Regions from separate parts of the Homo sapiens genome. Here region 1 is linked to region 2. The links are chromatin loops, found by intact Hi-C in ENCODE. Cell type or tissue: CD4-positive, alpha-beta T cell. All regions are shown on one strand.

Region 1 (8,000 bases), 70 kb after region 2:
CGGGTCACTTGAGGTCAGGAATTCGAGACCAGCCTGACCGACATGGTGAAACCCCCTCTCTACTAAAAATACAAAAATTAGCTGGGCCTGGTGGCCAGTACCTGTAATCCCAGCTACCTCAGAGGCTGAGGCAGGAGAATCACTTCAACCTGGGAGGCAGATGTTGCAATGAGCCGAGATTACGCCACTGCACTCCAGCCTGGCAACAGAGCGAGACTCTGTCTCCAAAAAAAAAAAAAAAAAAAAAAAAAAATATATATATATATATACACATATGTACACATATATATAATGAAAGAAAAGAAAAAGGAGCAGCGGGGTGGGCAGTGGGGGGGTTGGCGGGGGGTTCACCATGTTAGCCAGGCTGGTCTCGAACTCCTGACCTCAGGAGATCCACCTGCCTCGGCCTCTCAAAGTGCTGGGATTACAGGCATGAGCCACCGCGCCTGGCCGAACAAGTTATTGTTGAAATAAAAATGAAAAATTCAAATCCTCAAGGAATTTGAAGATCTCTCCAAATGCATTTTCACGTCCCTGTTTTGAGAGCCATCCCTGGGAAATCACCCCCGCCCACACACAGCAAGACCCCAGAGTCCAGGACCACCTCACTGTGTAACGTCCAGAACAGAGCAAGCACTTGGTAAATGCTAACGGGTGATTAAGTGAAGGAAGGAAAGATCTGGAGTACAAGCAGGGGATGAAGACACATGCAAAACATTGGTTCAGAAGGTGCCCCTTCCCACAGTGGAGTGGAGGAATCTCCAAGGCAGGGGTCCATGGTCCCCAGCTGGTCCCTGACTTGTTAGGAATCGGGTTATGCAGCAGGAGGTGAGTGGCAGGTGAGGGAGCATTACCGCCGGAGCTCCATCTCCTGTCAGATCAGCGGTGGCATTAGATTCTCACCGGAGCGTGAACTCTATTGTGAACTGCGCACGTGAGGGATCTAGGTTGCATGTTCCTAATGAGAATCTAATGCCTGATGATCTGACATGGAACAGTTTCATCCCCAGACCATCTGGCTAACTCCTACCCCCAACCCCACCCCCATTCGTTGAAAAATTGTCTTTTTTGAAACTGGTCCCTGGTGTCAAAAAGGTTGGGGTGGCTGGGCGCAGTGGCTCATGCCTGTAATCCCAGCACTTTGGGAGGCTGAGGTAGGTAGATCACTTGAGGTCAGGAGTTCAAGATTAGCCTGGCCAATATGGCGAAACCCTGCCTCTACTAAAAATACAAAAATTGGCTGGGCGCAGTGGCTCACGCTTGTAATCCCAGCGTGATTACTTTGGGAGGCCGAAGCAGGTGGATCACGAGGTCAGGAGATCGAGACCATCCTGGCTAACACGGTGAAGCCCTGTCTCTACTGAAAATATAAAAAATTAGCCAGGCGTCATGGCGTGGGCCTGTAGTCCCAGCTACTCGGGAGGCTGAGGTAGGAGAATGGCGTGAACCCGGGAGGCGGAGCTTGCAGTGAGCCGAGATCGCGCCACTGCACTCCAGCCTGGGAGACAGCAAGACTCCATCTCAAAATAAAAAATAATAATAATAATAATAAAATTAGCTGGGCGTGGTGGCACATGCCTGTAATTCCGGCTACTCAGGAGGCTGAGGCAGGAGAATCACTTGAACCTCAGAGGCAGAGGTTGCAGTTACTTGAGACTGCGCCACTGCACTCCAGCCTAGGCAAGACAGCAAGACTCTATCTAAAAAAGAAAAAGAAAAAAAAAAAAACTGGGGACCACTGTTCTAAGGGATAGAGGACAGGGAGGTGGAAGAAAGAAAGGGAGAAGTGTGAGGGGCGTTTTGTCTGCCCTGAGCTCTCTCATACCCACAGCCCAGGGCAGGCAGGGCTGGGTTTGGAGGGTAGAATGGTCTGGGCAGAGGTCAGTCTGAAACTTCAGCCCTGGAGGGAGCTGGAGCTGGGGCTTTATCTTGCTCTCTTTCTTTATTTTAACTTATTCTTGTCTTTATTAGTTTTATAGAGATAGGGTCTCACTATGTTGCCCAGGCTGGTCTTGAACTCCTGGGCTCAGGAAATCCTTTCACCTCGGCCTCCCAAAGTGCTGTGATTACAGGTATGAGCCACTGCACCCAGCTCTTTCCTCCTTTTAAAAACAAGAAACCTGGCCAGGCACGGTGGCTCATGCCTGTAACCTCAATACCTTGGGAAGCTGAGGCAGGCTGATCACTTGAGGCCAGGAGTTTGAGACCTGCCTGGCCAACATGGTGAAACCCTGTCTCTACTAAAAATTCAAAAATTAGCTGGGCATAGTGGCACACGCCTGTAATCACAGCTACTCGGGAGGCTGAGGCAGAAGAATCGCTTGAATCCAGGAGGTGGAGATTGCAGTGAGTCAGGGTCATGCCACTGCACTCCAGCCTGGGTGACAGAGTGAGACCCTGTCTCAAAAAAAAAAAAAGAAAGAAAGAAAGCCTGAGTCACAGGGAGAGGCTTCTCCCCAGCCCCTGGGAAGCCGAAGAAGCCCTGGCCAGGCCGGCTCCCAAACTCACGGGTCCTGCTAGGCACCTGCTGTCACTCTCACTACCGACCTGGGAGAAGGCAATGGCCCATTTATGACACTGGAGGCGAGGGCCATGCACCCCCTAAGCAGGCAGCACCTCTGGAGCCATTCTGCAGCTGGAGGTTCATTTCCTTCCTGATGTCATAGTGCTCCAAGGTGGCACAGCCAGGACGGGAGCCTAGGGAATTGTCATCCACCCTGGAGCACTTTCCGTCTCTCAGCGGCTGTCCCAGCCCTGCACTCAGGCAATTCCTGCGGGAATCGGTGGCCCCTGGGCGTCCTGGATGGGGAACCACAGCCCCTGAGGCAGAGCGGCACAAACCCTCCAGTGGATCCCGTTCTCTTCTCCCAGGGATCAATGAAGCCCAGGGTGTGGGGGCTCAGCCTTGGTGTCCCGGCCCCTGTGGTCACACAGCAGCTATTGCTATGGGGTTGGGATGCAGGGAGGAAAAGCCCAGCGTCCCCCTTTCCACCCCAGGCCCCAACTTCTCTGTATTTGTTTATTTACCTTGGAAAAAGCCCCACAGCCCAGGCAGGAAATGGGCCAATTCCAGGAGGCCGGGCCGGGGAACAAGGAGCTACATTGTGCTCGGGCGGTGGCTCCCCACCCGGGCCTGCCAGGAGCCCAGAGGTGGGGGGGTCTGCATGGGGACCGGGCGGGAAGGAGGCGTGGGGCTGAGGGGCTGCCAGTACTCCCAACCAGCCAGCGTGTGAAAAGGCTTCTGTGCAGGGGGTGGGATGGGGGCTGTGGCTCCCCGTCCCACCTGGGAATGAACAGAGGCTGGGCAGTGGGGGAGGCAGACGCTGGGCTGGGGCTGGACCCCGGTCTTGACCCAGGGCCCACCTGGCACTGATCTGCCTGCCCAAGGCAGACCCTGGCCTGGGAACCCCATCTCCTTGGGCTGAGATCCCACCCTGTGGCTGGAGAATGTTCCCGCCCTCGGCCTCCCTTCTGGGGTCTCAACTCCTGCCAGGCAGCTGGCCTGACCTCAGACTGCCCCTAGCCCAAGGCTGGGGGCTGGAGAGCCCTGTGGTCAGAGCCCTCCCCTCCATGCCCAAGCCCAGGCTGGCACTGGGGCTGATGTCATCATGGGGGCGGCTTGAGGAGGGCTGAGCTCTCCCTGACCCTAGACTCTTCTTTACTAACAGGCTAGTGTCCATATGGATGGATCATTCATTCACTCATTCGTTTATTTAATACACTCCCTGTCTGTTCGACGCACACTCCCCTTCTCTCCACTTCTGGCCCCGTTTCCTCTAATCCTTCATTCCTTGGTTCCCAGAGGGTTAAATGTAGATCGATATGTCACCTCTGGCTCCAAAGGTCTCTGAAGGGCCAGGTGTGGTGGCTCAAGTCTGTAATCCTAGCACTTTGGGAGACCGAGGTGGGTGGATCACCTGAGGTCAGGAGTTCGAGACCAGCCTGGCCAACAAGGTGAAACTCCGTCTCTACTAAAAACACAAAAATTAGCCGGACTTGGTGGTGGGAGCCTGTAATCCCAGCTACTCAGGAGGCTGAGGCAGGAGAATCACTTGAACCTGGGAGGCAGAGGTTGCAGTGAGCTGAGATCACACCACTGCACTCCAGCCTGGGCAACAAGAGGGAAACAAAAAAACAAAAAACAAAACAAACAAAAATAAATAATTAAAAAATAAGGGTCTCTGAAGACTTCCTGCTACTTTCTGGGTCCATGCCCCTCCTCTTCATCCTCCACGTCCCACCGGGCTCTTCAGGCCCCAGCCTAGATAACACCAGGCTAGATTTTGATCTCCCAGGGACTGGGTGTCGGGAGGGAAAGGCGGGGGGAGTGTCAGAGAGGGGATGGATTTCTCCCACCCACACTCGGGGAGGCCTCCGGATGGATGTGTCCTTCCATCTGATGGACCTCAGGATTGGGAGAAAGATCGGGGACAAGAGACGGGCACAACAGTCACCTGGTTTCTTTTTCTTCCTTTATTTTTTGAGACTGAGTCTCGCTGTATCACCTAGGCTAGAGTGCAGTGACACGATCTTGGCTCACTGCAACCTCCACTTCCCAGGTTCAAGTGATTCTCCTGCCTTAGCCTTCCGAGTATATGGGATTACAGGCGTGTGCTGCCATGCCCGACTAATTTTTGGATTTTAGTAGAGATAGGGTTTTGCCATGTTGGCCAGGCTGGTCTTGAACTCCTGACCTCAAGTGATCTGCCCACCTTGGCCTCCCAACGTGTTGGGATTACAGGTGTGAGCCACTGTGCCCGGCCACATGGTTTCTTCCATGACAGCTCCCTCTCTGCTGAAATAGCATTTCCCACCCCCACCCATGGCATCACTCTCCTGCTGCCATCTTCATCAAAGACTGATGTCACCTGGCATGTTTTTAGGTTTTTTTCTGGTGGCTTTTATTTTTTTAATTTTAGAGATGAGGTCTCACTATGTTGCCCAGCCTGGTCTCAAACTCCTAAGCTCAAGGGATCCACCTGCCTCTACCTCCCAAAGTGCTGGGGTTACAGGCATGCACCACCATGCCCAGACCACATTGCATGCATTTTATTTAAATTTTTTTTTTTTTAAGACGGAGTCTCATTCTGTCACCCAGGCTGAAGTGTAGTGGCGCAATCTTGGCTCACTGCAATCCCAGGTTCAAGCAATTCTCCTGCCTCAGCCTCCTGAGTAGCTGGGATTACAGGCGTGAGCCACTGCACCCGGCCTTTATTTAAGGTTTCTCTCCTTAACCATTACACCTGTAATCCCAGCCCTTTGGGAGGCCGAGGCGGGCAGATCACCTGAGTTCAGGTGTTGAAAACCAGCCAGGCCAACATGGTGACACCGCATCTCTACTAAAAATACAAAAATTAGCCAGGCGTGGTGGCAGGCACCTGTAGTCCCAGCTACTCAGGAGGCTGAGGCAGGAGCATTGCTTGAACCTGGGAGGTGGAGGTTGCAGTAAGCCAAGATCGCACCACTGCACTCCAGCCTGGGCAGCGGAGTAAGACTCTGTCTCAAAAAAAAAGGGGGGGGGGCGCCGGATGCTGGCAGAGACACTGTTTTTCCCTAATTGACCCATTTGGTCCTAACATTGACCGTATTTTACAGCTACTATCATTTACAGATAAGGAAACTGGGCCAATGAGGAGGTGAGAAATCGCTCAAGGCTGCCAGGTACAGTGGCTCATCCCTGTAATCCCAGCACTTTGGGAGGCCAAGGGAGGAGGATTAATTGAGGCCAGGAGTTTGAGACCAGCCTAGGCAACATAATGAGACTCTGTCTCTACAAAAAATTTAAAAATTAGTGGGGTGTGGTGATGCATGTGTAGTCCCAGCTACTCCGGAGGCTGAGGTGGGAGGATCGCTTGATCCCAGGTGTCTGAGACAGTAGTGAGCTATGATTGCACCACTGCACTACAACCTCGGTGATGCAATGAGATGCTGTCTCAAAAAAAAACACACACACACACAAAACAACAAAAAAACAAATTGTTCAAGGCAAGCCTGGTGTGTCAAGCCCTTGTTCTGAGCACTTGGCTTATATTATCTCCCTTAATCCTTCCCACCACCCCATGTGCTAGATACTGGGATTAATTTAGTTGAGCTGTAATACATCAATACTGTGTGAAATGCTATGCAACATCTAAAAGGAAGACAGGTGGAGCTTTTATTTATTTTTTATTTTATTTATTTTTTGAGACACAGTCTCGCTGCATTACCCAGCCTGGAGTGCAGTGGCACAATCACAGCTCACTGTAGCCTCAACCTCCTGGGTTCAAACAATCCTCCCACCTCAGCCTCTCAAGTAGCTGGGACTACAGGCTTACACCACCATGCCTGGCTAATTTTTTTTTTTTTTTTTTTTTTTTTTTAGAGATGGTGTTTTGCTAACTTGCCCACGCTGATCTCAAACTCCTTTTTTTTTTTGGCTTTGGAATGGTCTGGAACTCCTGCGCTCAAGTGATCCTCCCACCTTGGCCTCCCAAAGGCCTGGGATTACAGGTATGAGCCACCGCACCAAGCCCAGGTTGAGCTTTTAAGGTATTAAAGATCCACTAGGTGAAAAAATAGAGTGAATGATACATATGCCATTTAAGGGAAGCACAGGAAAACTCCTATTTTGTTTATATGTGAATAGAGGCACATAGATGCCTAGAAAAGTGTCTGGGAGGAAATGAAACCAGATTGGCCACAAAAATCACCTCTGGAAAAAGGAAAAGAATGGGGACTTTCACTTTTTGCTTCATATGTTTCATGTACCTTTTTTTTTTTTTTTGAGATGGAGTTTCACTCTTGTTGCCCAGGCTGGGGTGCAGTGGTGCGATCTCAGCTCACTGCAACCTCCGCCTCCTAGGTTCAAGCGATTCTCCTGCCTCAGCCTCCCGAGTAGCTGGGATTACAGGCATGTGCCACCACGCCCGGCTAATTTTTTGTGTTTTTAGTAGAGACAGGGTTTCTCTATGTTGGTCAGGCTGGCCTTGAACTCCCAATCTCAGGTGATCCGCCCGCCTTGGCCCCCCAAAGTGCTGGGATTACAGGCGTGAGCCACTGTGCCCGGCTGTATTCAATACTTTCTTTTCCATTGCACAAGAACAGAATGCTAGGGAGGGGAAGAACAAATAGCCCTTCAATTTTCTAAAATTTATTTTTTGTAGAGATGGGATCTTGCTATGGTGCCCAGACTGATCTTTAACTCCTGGCCTCAAGCAATCCTCCCACCTTGGCCTCCCAAAGTGCTGGGATTACAGGTGTGAGCCACCGCGCCCGGCCGCTTTTTCTTTTTAAAAAGTAAAATATAACAGAGAAAACTGCACAAAACAGAAGTGTTCAAATTATTTTTTTTTTTTTGAGACAGGGTCTTGCCCTGTTGCCCAGGCTGGAGTGCAGTGGCTCATTCATAGCTCACTGCAGCCTCAAACTCCTGGGTACAAGCGATCCTCCCACCCTAGCCTCCTGAGTGGCTGGAAGGCCAAGGGAGGATCGCTTGAGCCCAGGAGTTTGAGGCTGTGCCACCACGTGCAACTAGTTTTTTTTTTTTTTTTTTTAATTTTTTTAGAAACAGGGTTTCGCTATGTCACCCAGGCTGGTCTCAAACTCACGGGCTCAAGCAATCCTCCCATCTTTGGCCTCCCAAAGTACTGGGACTACAAACATGAGCCATCTTGCCCAGCCCCTAGAACGTGTTATCAAATAAACACCGATGCAACCCTCACTCAGCCGAGAAGTAAAATATTGCCAGCCAATCCCTAGATGCTTCTGCTTGCCGCTTCCCAATCCTAACCAATGCCTTCTCCTGACAATTATGATGGTCATGTCTTTGCATTTCTCTAATGTTTCCCATCATGATCAAACTAGTTTTGTTTTGCCTGTGTCCAAACTTTGCATAAATGAGCAGCATGTGTCTGGTGGACCTGGCTTCTTCCACTCAACATTATGATAAGAAGATTGACCATTTGGTGCCCATAGCTATTGCTCTTGCATTTTCATTGCTCTATAGATTCTTACTCAACATA
Region 2 (8,000 bases):
GGAGCTGAATCCATTCAGAAGGTATGGAGACAGTTGATGGGAACTTGCCTGGTGAATGCCCAGAGTTTAGAGATGGAAGGGAGGACCAAGGAAGGCTCATGACTTTCTGCCTGTGCTGCCATCTCCTGACACATTTTCTCCAGTTCTTCCATGTTCTTTTTTTTTTTTTTTTTTTTTTGAGACAGAGTCTCACTCTATCACCCAGGCTGGAGTGTACTGGCGCCATCTCGGCCTCACTACAACCTCCGCCTCCCAGGTTCAAGGGATTCTCCTGCCTCAGCCTCCCAAGTAGCTGAGATTACAAGCGCCTGCTACCACATCCAGCTCATTTTTTGTATTTTTAGTAGAGGTGGGGTTTCCATGTTGGCCAGGCTGATCTTGAACTCCTGACCTCAGGTGATCCGCCCGCCTCGGTCTCCCAAAGTGCTGGGATTCCAGGTGTGAGCCATCGTGTCCGGCCTTCCAGTTCTTCCATTCTACTTGCACCTTCCAAATGGAGTTCCAGGGAGTGCAGGCTCTGCCTTCATCCATTTTTTTTTGTTTTACTATTTTTTTTCTTGTTGTTGAGATATGATTCACATACCATAAAATGTGTGCTTTTAAAGTGTCCAATTCAGTGGTTTTTAGTATATTCACAAAGTTGTGCAGCCATTGCCACTATCTAATTCCAGAACATTTTCCTCACCCCGAAATGAAACTCACAATTCTTTGGCCTCAGATAGCCTCTGTTCTCCTTTGTTTCTATGGATTTGCCTATTCAGGACATATTTTGTAACTAGAATTGTCAAATATGTGTCATTTTGTGGCTGTCTTATTTCACTTAGCATGTTTTTGAGGTTTATCCATGTTGTAGCTTGTACAAACCTCATTCTTTTTTTGTTTTTTGTTTTTTATGAGACAGAGTCCCTGTTGCCCAGGCTGGAGTGCAGTGGCACGATCTCGGCTCACTGCAACCTCTGCCTCCCAGGTTCAAGCGATTCTCCTGCCTCAGCCTCCCAAGTAGCTGGGATTACAGGCACCTGCCACCACACCTGGCTAATTTTTGTATTTTTAGTAGAGACAGGGTGTCACCATGTTGGCCAGGCTGGTCTTGAACTTCTGACCTCAGATGATCCGCCCACCTCAGCCTCCCAAAGTGCTGGGATTACAGGCATGAGCCACCGCACCCGGACCCTCGTTCTTTTGTAAGGCTACTTTTCCGTTGGATGGCTCTGCTGCTTTTTGTCCATTCATCAGTTGGACATGTGGGTTGTTTCCACTTCGTGATTATTATGACTGATGCAGTGAGCGTTTATGTACAAGTTGTCGTGTGAACACGTTTTCAGTTTTCTTGGGTATGTGCCTAGGAGTGCAATTGCTGGATTGTGTGGGAACTGTCAAAATTTTTGAGGAACTGCCAAACTGCTTCCTACAGCAGCTGTACCATCTTACATTCCCACGAGTAATGTGCGAAGCTTCCAATTTCTCCACATCTTCACCAACACTTATTTTATATTTTTAAAGTTAGGCATCTTAGCGGATGTGAAGTGGTATCTCACTGTGGTTTTGATTTGCATTTCCCTGATGACTGATGACATTGGACATATTTTCATGCATTTAATGACTATTTGTCTATCTTCTTTGGAAAAATGTCTATTCGGAGTCTATGCATATCTGAAAGTTGGGTCATCTGTCTTTGTACTGAGGAGTAAATGTTGCTGCTGTGCTCTGGATACTACACCCTCAACAAACACAGGATGCGCAAATGCTCTATGCTGTTCTGTGGGCTGTCTGCACTTTCTTTGCAGTGTCCATTGAAACACAAAAGTTTTACATTTTGATGAAGTCTAATTCTTTGCTTATTTGTGCTTTTGGTGTTATATCTAAGAAACCATTTTCTAATCCAGGGTCACAAAAATTTACACCTATTTGTACTTCTAAAGTCTGATAGTTTTTTAAAAAAATATATGAAATGCTTTATGAATTTGCATGTCATCTTTGCACAGGGGCCATGCGATCTTCTCCCTGTCTTTCCAATTTTTAGTATATGTGCTGCCGAAGCCAGCGCAGAGTCTTAGAGTTTTAACTCCTACTTTTAGGGCTATGCTCCACTTTAGTTAATTTTTGCATCTAGTGCAAGGTAAACATTCTTTTGCATGTTGATAGTCTCTCGTCCCAGCATTATTTGTTGAAAAGACAGTTCTCTCCCATTGAATGGTCTGGACACCCTTATTGAAAATCAGTTGACTGTAGATATATAAATCTATTTCTGGACTCTGTGTTCAATTTCATTGATCTACATGTCTGTCCTTATGCCGGTGCTACACTGGCGTAATTACTGTAGCTTTAGGAAGTTTCGTGTTTTTTGTTTATTTTTTGTCTTTTAGTAAGTTTTGAAATGGGAAATATGAGTTCTCCAGCTTTGTCCTTTCTCAAGAGTATTTTGGCTATTCAGGGTCCTTTGAATTTCCATGTGACTCTTTTTTTTTTTTTTTTTTTGAGGTGGAGTCTTGCACTGTCACCTAGGCTGGAGTGCAGTGGTGTGGTCTCGGTTCACCACAACCTCCGCCTCCCATGTTCAAGTGATTCTCCTGCCTCAGCCTCCAATGTAGCTGGAATTACAGGCACCTGCCACCACACCCAGCTGATTTCGTATTTTTAGTAGAGATGGGGTTTCACCATGTTGGCCAGACGGGTCTCGAACTCCCGACCTCAGGTGATCTGCCCGCCTCAGCCTCCCAAAGTGCTGGGATTACAGGCATGAGCCACTGTGCCTGGCCACCATATGAATTATCTAATCAACTTGTCTGTGTCTACAAAAAAGGCTGTTGAAATTTTGGTAGGGTTGCATGAATATGTTGACCAGTTAGGAAAATATTACCATCTTAATATTGTCTTCCAATTAATGAACATGAGATATTTTTCCATTTTATTTGAATCATCTTTAATTTCTTTCAACAACCATTTTGTAGTTTTCAGTGTGCAAGTCTTTCAGTTGTTTTAAGTTTATTGCTACTTACTGTATTCTTTTTGATGCTATTGTAAATGGAGTTGTTTTCTTAATTTCATTTTTGGGTAGTTCGTTGCTAGAGCATAGAAATATACCTGACTTTTGGCCGGGCATGGTGGCTCACGCCTGTAATCCCAACACTTTGGGAGGCTGAGGCAGGTGGATCACGAGGTCAGGAGATCGAGACCATCCTGGCCAAAATGGTCATATTAAAATATGAAAAAATTAGCCGGGCATGGTGGTGCACACCTGTAGTCCCAGCTACTCAGAAGGCGGAGGTTGCAGTGAGCTGAGATCACTCCAGCCTGGCGACAGAACAAGACTCCGTCTGAAAAAAGAAGAAAAAAGAAATATACCTGACTTCTTATGTTGATCTTGTGTCTTGCAACCTGTAACAGCCGATTTTTAGCTCTGATAGTTTTTGCGTGTGGATTCTTTAGGGTTTTGTACATAAGACTGTTACTCCTCTTGACCATCTGCCTTCCCTCTCCACAGGCCCTATTGCTTCTGCGCCGGCGATCAGCACCCCCTGAAGAGCAGCACCTGGTGGAGGCCGCCAAGCTTCCTGTTCTCCTGAACCTGTCCTTTACATACCTGAAGCTAGACCGACCCACCATAGCCCTGTGCTATGGAGAGCAGGCTTTGATCATTGACCAAAAGAATGCCAAGGCCCTCTTCAGGTGTGGACAGGTGAGTTGGAAGCCAGTGACTTGGGAATAAACACCCAGGAAAAGGTAGTAGCAGTGCTCAACTCAGCTACTGCAAAAATGCTGTCTTTTTTTTTTTTTTTTTTTTTTTTAGACAGAGTTTTGCTCTTGTTGCCCAGGATGGAGTGCAGTGGCGCAAATTCGGCTCGCTGCAACCTCCGCTTCCTGGCTTCAAGCAATTTTCCTGCCTCAGCCTCTCAAGTAGCTGGGATTACAGGCATGCGCCATCACACCCAGCTAATTTTTGTAGTTTTAGTAGAGATAGGGTTTTGCCGTGTTGGCCAGGCTGGTCTGGAATCCCTGACCTCAGTTGATCCGCCCGCCTTGGCCTCCCAAAGTGCTGGGATTACAGGCATGAGCCACCGTGCCCAGCCAAATGATATCTTTTCTAACTGTGCTTTTAAAGTTCTCTCCTTGGGACAGGCTTGTCTTCTCCTGACTGAGTATCAAAAGGCCCGGGATTTTCTAGTTCGAGCCCAGAAGGAGCAACCCTTCAATCATGACATCAATAATGAGCTGAAGAAACTGGCTAGGTGAGCTGTGTTTGCAGGAGCATGAAGAGAGATGGGTGGGGTTGTGACTCTGGTCTGTCCCCCCACCCCCCCCAACAAAGGACAGTCTGGCGGTGTTGCCCAGAGTGTTAGGAGGCCGCCCCCTCTACAGCTGGGTTTCTGAAGTGCTCGGCCGTGCGCTGCACCAGCAGTTCCCAGCAAGCAGGTGAGACAGACTGCCAGACTATACATCTCCATCATCGCCCACCTTTCTGTTTCCCCTACCGCAAATAAACAACCCCTAGAGAGGTGGGAGGGTGTCACTTTTTTTTTTTTTTTTTGAGATGGAGTCCCTCTCTGTCACCTAGGCTATAGGGCAATGGCATGATCTCGGCTCACTGCAACCTCCGCGTCCCGAGTTCAGACGATTCTCCTGTCTCAGCCTCCAAGGTAGCTGGGATTACAGGCGTGTACCACCACATCTGGCTAATTGTTTTTGTATTTTAGTTGAGACAGGGTTTCACCGTGTTGACCAGGCTGGTCTCAAACTCCTGACCTCAGGTGATCCCCCCACCTCGTCCTTCCAAAGTGCTGGGATTACAGGCACAAGCCACCACAACTGGCCCCGGTGTCACTTAAAAAGAGTCTTCTGGTGCGCTCTTCCCTGCGTGCTCCACCAAGAACCACTGCTCCTAACCAAGTGCAGAAAGGCCCCTCGTAGGTCCTCATGTGACCAGAAACAGGCGTTTCGGGTCTGACTCATACCCATGGATTGACCTCCTTGTTACCCACGTGACTAAGCACACCAGTCTTTTAGTGATGTAATTTTTTCTCATTATAGAAGTTTTGTGTCCATTGTAGAAAACCTTGAAAATGTCTACCTATAAATAGGAGTCCCCCATAACTCCATCACTTGGTAATAGGTCCATGGTTTTTAAGGTATATCTTCTTCTGTAATGGTGAAATTCTCTACTTGTCTTAATATTAAACATTCGGTCCAGATTGCTAGTTAAAGCTTGCTTGGCATTAGTGTCTGAGATGTGAGTATCTCTTAGGTTACATTTCAAGCCTTTTAGGACTTGCCAGCAATTTCCTTTCTGGTATTTAAAAGTATCCTGTCAGATCTGGTCATTCTTTAGTGAGAAAATCAGGAGAGGTTAGAGGCTGCTGAGGGTGAGGGGTCGTTTGGCGAGACTCAGCCCGGAGCCTGGTGGCCAGAGGCACCTGCCCTTCAAGGCAGCTGTCCTTTCCAGTTAGGGGGTTTTGTCCAGGGGCTTGGCTCCTTGGCCAGCTGTGGGAGCCTTCCCTGCCTCCCCACCTCTCCAGCTTACTTCCATCCCTCCCAACTCAGTTTGAGTCCTGATAAATTTTCAGTGTTTCTGGATGTGAGTGGAGAATTCCAGCCACCAGATGTCACCTCCTCCAAACACAGACCTCCTCTAACAAGTGTGTATTTCCCTCTCCAGCTGTTACAGGGACTATGTGGATAAAGAGAAAGAAATGTGGCACCGCATGTTCGCGCCCTGTGGCGATGGTTCTACAGCAGGAGAAAGTTGAAGGTAATCAAAGGGCCAGGGTGGCACACAGGCTTCCGGATGGAGAAGCGTGCTGCTCTCCTCCACCCCCAAGTGAATGGTGGCTGTCTGCAGCTGAGGGTGGACGAGGGGTAGACAAGTTCCTTGCTGTAAAGAACAACACAACGGTAGTGCAGGATGCACGTGCTGCACGCCTACCTTTCCCGTGAGAAGAAAGTTCGCCCAGACCTGTGGGTTAAATGTATAGGTTCAGGGGGCCTTGAGCTATTTATTTATTTATTTGTTTGTTTGTTTGTTTGAGGCAGAGTCTCACTCTGTTGCCCAGGCTGGAGTGCAGTGGTGCGATCTCAGCTCACTGCAAGCTCCGCCTCCCAGGTTCAAGCGATTCTTCTGCCTCAGCCTCCTGAGTAGCCGAGATTACAGCTGTGAGCCGTGGCGCTCAGCCTAAATTTATTTTTTAAAAAACCTTTTTTTTTCATGTTTTATGTGAAACTCTCCTTGCAGTTGCTTGGAACATGAGACTGAGTAGAGTCATGAATGTGATGGTTGATAGAGCTGGGCTTTGACGTGTCAAGCTTCTGTTCATCTTCTTTCTCCTGAGAACTCGAAAGCCTCCAACTTGACTGTGTCTCTAACACATTACTAAAGCAGACAAGATCGCAGGGTGGGGATGGGCTGTGGCTCTTAAATTCTACTTTCTATTAGACTTAGAGATTTGAAGATGCTGAAAGCAACAGGGAGCGGAATATAGCATTCCTCCCAAGATCACACCTAGTAATTTTGCAGGCACAGGGCGGGAGTTCCCAAGCACATGAGATAACCCTCCAGTCTGAACCCTCCAGTCTGGTCTACTATTTAATAAAATTAATGGAAACAAAATCACCTGCCTGAAACACCTGCTTAGCTGCACAGATAACTCTGCTCTCTCGGAGAAGTCAAACAAGGAACAACAAGAAAACAGCTGCTGAACGGGCTCATGGTGATAAATCTCTCCTTTGTTGCTTCCTCCATCTCCCTACAAAAGGGGCTTGAGAGGAGGAGGCAGTGAAAAGGCCTATTCATCCCCGACATTTTCATAGCGGTCCATAAACTGCTGCTATCTGCACTTTCAGATGCGCCCACCAGCATCACAGGTAAATGTTGCCTTCGTCACTGATGCTGGCCATGTGAACCCTGGCCTTCAGGTCTTTCAGTGGCCTTTGGAGTACATATTTGCAGGTCTTCAGAACTGAGATGTGAGCCAGAGGACTTCCCTTGTTTGGTCACTTCTAGTATCCAGTAAAAATGAAGGGCAGTGACTGTTTGCCAAACATTTTGGACTGTGACCCCACAAGTCCTGTCATGAATGAAGACCCAGGTCTGCCAGGGTCCATCCCAGACAAGGGCTTGGGCAGCCCAGCTGGGCAGCAGTTTTCCTCGCCATCATGTTTGCTTCCCAGCCTTTTCAGTCTGTAGGACTGGAGGCTGCTGATCTTCAGATGCTTTCCCCCAGATTTCCAACTCCAGCATTTATCTTACCATCAGCAATGACTGTATTTGTGTTCTAAAGTAGCCACCACTGTCATATTGCCACTGCTGTCACAGTTGTGATAAGTTTTAGCTTTTGTGTCTTTGCTCTCCCTGCTCCCCTTTTTTTCTGTAGTATTTGAGGCCTAGTCATTTAAAAGAAGCTAAAAATCCAGTCATCTTGACAACCTAGTTGTCACTAACCAGGACAATTTTTTTTTTTTTAAGGGTCTCCCTCTGTCACCCAGGCTGGAGTGCAATGGCACAATCTTGGCTCACTGCAGCCTCTGCCTCCCAGATTCAAGTGATCCTCCTGCCTCAGCCTCCCGAGTAGCTGGGACTGCAGGTGTGAGCCACCACGCCTGGCTAATTTTTGTATTTTTAGTAGAGACAGGGTTTCACCATATTGGTCAGGCTGGTCTCAAACTCCTGACCTCAGGTGGTCCTCCCGCCTTGGCCTCCCAAAGTGCTGGGATTACAGGCCTGAGCCACTGCACCTGGCTTAGGACAATTTTAACTTTTGTTCTTTTCATCTTAGATGTTAGATACCACTGACTTGTAAGATTACTTCTGGAGGAATGAGTGTTCTCTTAAGTATTAGTTATGTGCTCTAAGCCTCTGACTATAGTAGACAGTATGCCTTTTCCATCTTTGCATTTTCTAGCTTCTGGAGCCATGCCAGGTGCACGATTGGTGCTCAGGAAATGTTGGTTGGACTAAGTGTGAAATAGCCGAAGCAACAGACCAGCCTCTAATAAAACATCCTCCAGGC

The links. Peaks named below come from ENCODE experiments on the same cell type or tissue, not always from the same donor. Only the 100,000 strongest peaks of a DNase experiment are listed, where the experiment ranks them.
Region 1: a loop joins it to region 2, with 4 times the contacts of the local background. A loop is called at or near these places in 3 of 110 quality-filtered maps.

The regions. Positions count from the first base shown.
Region 1 is chr7:73,407,585-73,415,584 of GRCh38, forward strand. No RefSeq gene overlaps it. Among named protein-coding and RNA genes, the nearest start is that of FZD9, 22 kb to the right of the region's middle. In CD4-positive, alpha-beta T cell, no CTCF peak of the experiment used is centred here; no DNase peak of the experiment used is centred here.
Region 2 is chr7:73,337,154-73,345,153 of GRCh38, forward strand. FKBP6 (FKBP prolyl isomerase family member 6 (inactive)) reads left to right here. Exons shown (of 9, transcript NM_003602.5): 6 at 3,485-3,679; 7 at 4,120-4,229; 8 at 5,654-5,746. The coding sequence ends at 5,744. It also overlaps the pseudogene RNU6-1080P. Among named protein-coding and RNA genes, the nearest start is that of FKBP6, 13 kb to the left of the region's middle. RefSeq lists an enhancer at 4,962-5,906. In CD4-positive, alpha-beta T cell, no CTCF peak of the experiment used is centred here; a DNase peak (open chromatin) is centred at 4,938.